2 separate regions of the Homo sapiens genome follow, and region 1 is linked to region 2. The links are chromatin contacts, found by Hi-C in ENCODE. All regions are on one chromosome and are shown on one strand. The core of a region is the stretch at or near the end of the contact, and the rest is flanking DNA. Distances in the headings are between cores, read along the strand shown. Region 1 holds the start of COMMD9 (COMM domain containing 9). Region 2 holds the start of ARL14EP (ARF like GTPase 14 effector protein).

Evidence for each region. Hi-C counts contacts between places; a loop is a spot of excess contacts on that map. Pooled maps may share reads with other maps.
Region 1: a map of B cell shows a loop between it and region 2 (23-fold over the local background). The contact joins the promoter of COMMD9 here to the promoter of ARL14EP in region 2. A Hi-C loop is called at or near these places in 3 of 168 maps with a recorded cell type or tissue (B cell, CD4-positive, alpha-beta T cell and naive thymus-derived CD4-positive, alpha-beta T cell) and 8 of 50 pooled maps.

What each region holds. Positions count from the first base shown.
Region 1 is chr11:36,288,000-36,290,699 of GRCh38, forward strand. It overlaps COMMD9 (COMM domain containing 9), which reads right to left and starts at 1,425. Exons shown (of 6, transcript NM_014186.4): 1 at 1,363-1,425. The coding sequence starts at 1,413. RefSeq lists enhancers at 787-1,489, 1,326-1,575.
Region 2 is chr11:30,321,723-30,324,422 of GRCh38, forward strand. ARL14EP (ARF like GTPase 14 effector protein) reads left to right here and starts at 1,382. Exons shown (of 4, transcript NM_152316.3): 1 at 1,382-1,480. ARL14EP-DT (ARL14EP divergent transcript) reads right to left here and starts at 1,224. Exons shown (of 2, transcript NR_187437.1): 1 at 1,196-1,224. RefSeq lists enhancers at 1,044-1,649, 1,162-1,411 and a silencer at 1,482-1,611.

The DNA.
Region 1 (2,700 bases), core at 175-2,674, 6.0 Mb after region 2:
GACCAACAGGTATAGGGGCGGGGGTAGGTACAGAGCAGCCAAAATGAAGGTGAAAAGGCACTGGGTTGGGAGCTGAGAGCCCTAGATTGCCAGTCCCAGCTCTGTTACTTCATTTATTAATTCATTTAACAGCTATTTACTGAGCACGTGCTGTGTGCCAGGTATTATTGTTCTACTTATTGGGCATTAACACTTGTGAACAAAAGAGTAGATCCCCTTAGGAGTGGAGAATGCTAATGAACACTGAGAAGGCAATTAAAAAATAAATAAGTAAAACAAAACAGAGACTATTACATGGACCGATGATGATGATGTGCCATAAATTGAGGAGAGTAACTCAACCCTCTTCACCTGGTGTTTAAAAAAAAAAAAAAAGAGAGAGGAAGAAAGGAAAGGTCCCTGATGGATCTTACATTCTTATGAGACAGACGGACAACGGGCAAATAGCTAGCGACAAGTTCTACGAAGGAAAATAAAGCTGCCCTTTCTCCTACAGGGCAAATCATAAGTTAAATAATTCCGGCCAGGCGCGGTGGCTCACGCCTGTAATCCCAACACTTTGGAAGGCGGAGGCGAGTGGATCACGCGGTCAGGAGTTCAAGACCAGCCTGGCCAAGATGTTGAAACCCCGTCTCTACTAAAAATACATAAATTTGCCAGGCTTGGTGGCGGGCGCCTGTAATCCCAGCTACTCGGAAGGCTGAGGCATAGAATTGCTTGAACTCGGGGGGCGGAGGTTGCAGTGAGCCGAGATTGCGCCACTGCTCTCCAGCCTGGACAACAGAGCTAGACTCCGTCTCAAATAATAATAATACTTCATTTGAGCTTTACAAAGCCCTATGAAGTAGGTCCCTTTCAACCTCACAACTTTTCAAATGATTATCAGGAGTATGTCCTGCCCCTTTCGCAGGTCAAAGAGAGTAGGGAAAATCTGGACCTCAAGGGAACATTGAACGCACAGGTCATTCGGAGGGCTGGGCAGACGCAGTAGGAGATAATTTCTTAATTGTGCAATGCAGGAGGGGCTACGGGATGAAATGGGGAACTGACAACGTGGGTCTAGCAATTACCACTTCAATGCACCAATACCGAAAACCAATCCCAAAGACTAATAGCAGGAGGTTGTACTGCGCCTTCATGCCCATTATTTTATTTTTTTTTATCTTACGTTCCTGTCAAAACGATATTTTGTTCTTACTTTTTAAAAGCTCAGAAAGACGCAACGATTTGCCTGGGATCACACAGAGAACAAGCAGCAGAGTTGTGGCTCCAAACCAGGGTCAATTTGTTCCCAATTCCTGCTCCGTCTAAAGTCTCGGAGACAAAGGGCCACCTCACGCTGTCCCCACCCCTTCGACTTACCTTGAGCAGGCTCTGGAGTGCTGCAAAATGCTCCGCTGTCAGGGCAGCCATCTTGCCGAAGTCACATGACCGTGGCACCCAGGGAAGCGAGGTCACGTGGCTGTCGCTGTTGTCGCGGGGCCTGCCGGGGGCTGTAGTCCTTCAGAGTGGGGGAAGGCGTTTCGGTTGTGGTGCTGCGGCAGTGAGCGCGGATCAAGACGGACGCGGCGGCTGGATGACTAAACCCCGAGACTCTAGAACCAAAGGACTAGGGGGACCAGGGCGGAGGATGGTTTACTCGGGGAGGAAATTGGCTTGACTTGTCTACTTACCAAGTCAGGGAAACAGGTTTTCCCTTGACCCATGTGGGTGGGCTGGCGCACTTGGGGAATGCACCTGCAAGCTTGGCAGGCGCCTTGGAAACGTAGTTGTTCAGGAGTGATCGGCGTACCAGTGTTTGGAATGAAAATGAGGCTGTGCATATCGGGCTTCTTGGAATTGACACACACACATGCACACATCCTGTCTTGAATGTAAAATTACTTCTGCGTATATAGTTTTTCAGCCTATGTAGTAGGTTGGAGCTGGTATTATTAGTATTATCCAGATTGGGAAATAATCATTTAGGGTTTTTAGTAACTTTCCCATAGTCATAGAGAAGATCTGATTACAAGAGCAGGTGAGGAAGTGTTTGGGAGAGGGGACAAGAGAGGAATGGAATGAAAGCTACTACCTAGCTAGGTTCTTGTTATACGGGGGTGAGATGGGGGAGGAGGTTAATGGAAATGATTTAGTTCATTTATTCAAAAAGGTAATTATAATGAATATAATTGTAAAGAGTGATTTTGCACTGGCAGTACTGGACTCTGATTTGCCCTGTTCTCAGAGACCGTACATCAAAACAGACATTTCCTTTATCTACCTTTAGTATTTGGGTGGCTCTTTTCTTTTCCTACCCTCCACTTTTTTTTAAGCAAATTCCAGCTCAAAAAATGGGTTCTGATATATTCGAGCTTAAGAAAGAATGCCCATTTGTGAAATTCCAGAAATTGGTAAGCTGCTAAGGACATTTGTTCCTTTGTCTCCTCTCCTCCCCCTTCCCCTTCCCCGACTCCATTTTCTGTGGGGATGTTGTCAAGGCCCAGGAAACCAAAAATCAAATTGTCTAAGGAGGAACCCATTCCTGGATTAGAAGATTTTAGAACCATTTTGTCACAGGGTCCTGATTCTAGCTCTCTTTCTTGGCCTCTCTTTTCCATGAACCCTCATGGCCTGATTCCTGGTTTCTGTTATAACTCAATGTAGGTTCTAGGTTTAACTCCTGCCTGTATCTATAGGGCTGGGCCCATTGTCTTGGGT
Region 2 (2,700 bases), core at 132-2,631:
TTGTGGCAGATAGGATATATGAACATTACTTAACCCATGATTCAGGTGATGGCGTCCTTCCACTTGCTTGCACCTTATCCTAAGTGTGTCCACTTACCACAACTCTTTCACCTTTTCACTGGATACTTAAATTGAATAGGCTATATTATTTAATAATCTTAATTTGATCTGTGAGCCTTCTCTGTTTCATTACCTTTAGGATAGCTTGCCTAGTTTACTAGGAAGTCACAATTGCATCAAATTAAGTTCCATGCAGGCATTAATCTCCTCCCAGAACGCTCCTGCTTTAGCCCCTATCATTTTATCCTGTTTATATCCATGTGTTTCTGTTATGACACTTTTCACACCACACTGTGATTAACTGTTTATTCCTCTCTCACTAGTCTGTGAGCTCCTTGGAAGCAGAAATAAATTTTGTTTTTGTCTAATCATTGCTTAACAAAGTGCCAACCACAAAGTAAACAGTAAAAGAATTACAGAATGCAACCTCCTGCAGACACAGTTGAAGAAACTATTCATTGTTTTTTCCTTTCTGTCATTCCCTAGTTCTAGGCATCAAATCGCTTGCCTAGTCGGCGAGCAGTATGAAAGTGGTGGGAGGACCATAGACGCACTGCAGAAAACAGCTTACAGTAGATGCAGAGAATTACTAGCACGCTTGGGCCTTGGTGGGGCTTGTCTTATTTACCTGTTCCTCATTTTTCACTGGGAGTTTAAAACAAGTTTTTGTTTCCCTGCTATCCCGACCTTAAGATAATTAAAAGGCCAAGAATCTTTAAGAGACTTTCAGTTCTCCTGGATTCTAGATAATAAAACCCACTTTAAAAATTAATGAGCACCTATACTGTGACAGACAATAAGGATACAATAAAAATACCATTTCTGTTCTGAGAAAATTTACAAGCATCTTCCTGGAGCCTACATTTTACTCGAAGTAATAGCTATTTTTATAGCTTACAATAAAAGATGCATTTTGGAATATATTTCGCTTGAATTAAAGAAATAGAATGTGAGACCTTAAACAAAGGGTCCGTTCTTCAGATCCTTTTAACTCACACTCTCCTTCAGGGGTCGGGGTATTTGGGTGCAAAAGTTTACTATCACGCACAGGTGTAGAGATGTACAAATACGATCCAATTTAGTGGAAACTGTGTCTTGTAAGAGATGGCCCCCAGGGACCTCCCACATCCCTAACCTCTCGGAGGACTGCAAAAGACAGCATCTGAAGCACCTCTTGCCTCGCCTTGAATCATTTGCCACTTCACACCGCCCCGCCCCTTCCGTCCCCGGAGGCGGCCAGCCTCGTGTCCGCTCTAGGCTTCTCCCGGACGTCTCTTTGTGGTGGCGTTGAGCTCCTCTAGCCCGCGCTTGCCGTCCTCTCAGTGGTAGCGCGGGGACTGGCTGGGAAGCGGTCGGTCGAGTGTGGCCTGTGTGGACTCGCATCTTGCCCGAAGCCGGGCGGAGGAGAGCTCAAGCTAAGGTGGAAGGGGAACGGGGGAGGCCCTGGAGAGGAGTGGGAGAGTGGAGACAGGCCCCTGGGTGGCGAGGGAGCCCGGCGGCGTAACGGGGGAACCCGGGGAGAGGTGGAAGAGGAGGCCCGCACACGTGAGGGGGATTTCCAGCTGCTGGCCGGGGCCTCTCACCCCTACCCCCGCGTAGTTCATCTGCGACGCAACGCCTTGTGTCAAAGCCCAGCACAGGTTCTGCCGCCTCTGACCTCTCTGAGGGTCGTCGCCTGTCCTGTAGGCCCAGGACCTTCAAAGCTACGATTTTGACGTGAACTACTTAGGGTTATTGTGGCCTTGAACTCCGTAGACAGCCTTTATCTCTGCTATTTTTGTTTTTAATTTTTCAAATCAGAATCCTTTCAACCCTGGCCGTTTGAGGCCAAAGGCTAATGTTTATTTTTCCATCCCGGTACCATGAACTTAGTAGGTGCCCACTGGACGGATCTGGTGGTTTTAGTCATTTGTAAATAGCCGTGAACTAAGGAAGAAATGTATGTGGCCTCTTACAGGGTTGGGTTGGGAATCATTGCAGGGTTTGGGGGCACTCTGTTAGGCATGATAACAACAGCTCTAGGCTTGAGTTTCTTCATCTGTAAATGAGAATGATAGTACTTTCCTCAGGGTGGCTATGAAGGTTCCTGAAATGATGTTTGCCCTAAGCACTGTACCTGGCATGTCCTGACTACCACACTTGAACCAAATCTTTTCAATGGTGTTATGGACTATATTTTTGTTTTAAATTGCCTTTACCTTTCTTATTGTACCTAGATCTTCCTGAGGATTGAGACTCTCCTCTTTGCCTTTGGGCCAATTGTCATGTTATAGGTAATCAGTATTTGAAGATGACAGGCACAAAAAGTTCACAGTTGCAGGATGCGTGACTTTTGTAGGCGTATGTACCCATAACTAAAGCTCCTGATTTGGGGAGTAGGGGTAGATTAAATTATATTTTTATTAAATAAGAGATAATCTGGGAAGACGCTGTGTAAGTTGTAAGACCCTATGCCAAGAAAAGCCTTTAATTTTTTTCATAAAACATTTCATGAAAACTTTTTTTATGTTTTTCATAAAAGAGACATCAGTTGACCTAAAAACGAAGTAAATTTTTTGTTTTGTTAAATTTCCTCTAAATGTTACTTTTCCCACTAATAAGGAGACTGGTAACAAACTAAAAAACTATGTTAAGGGAAAT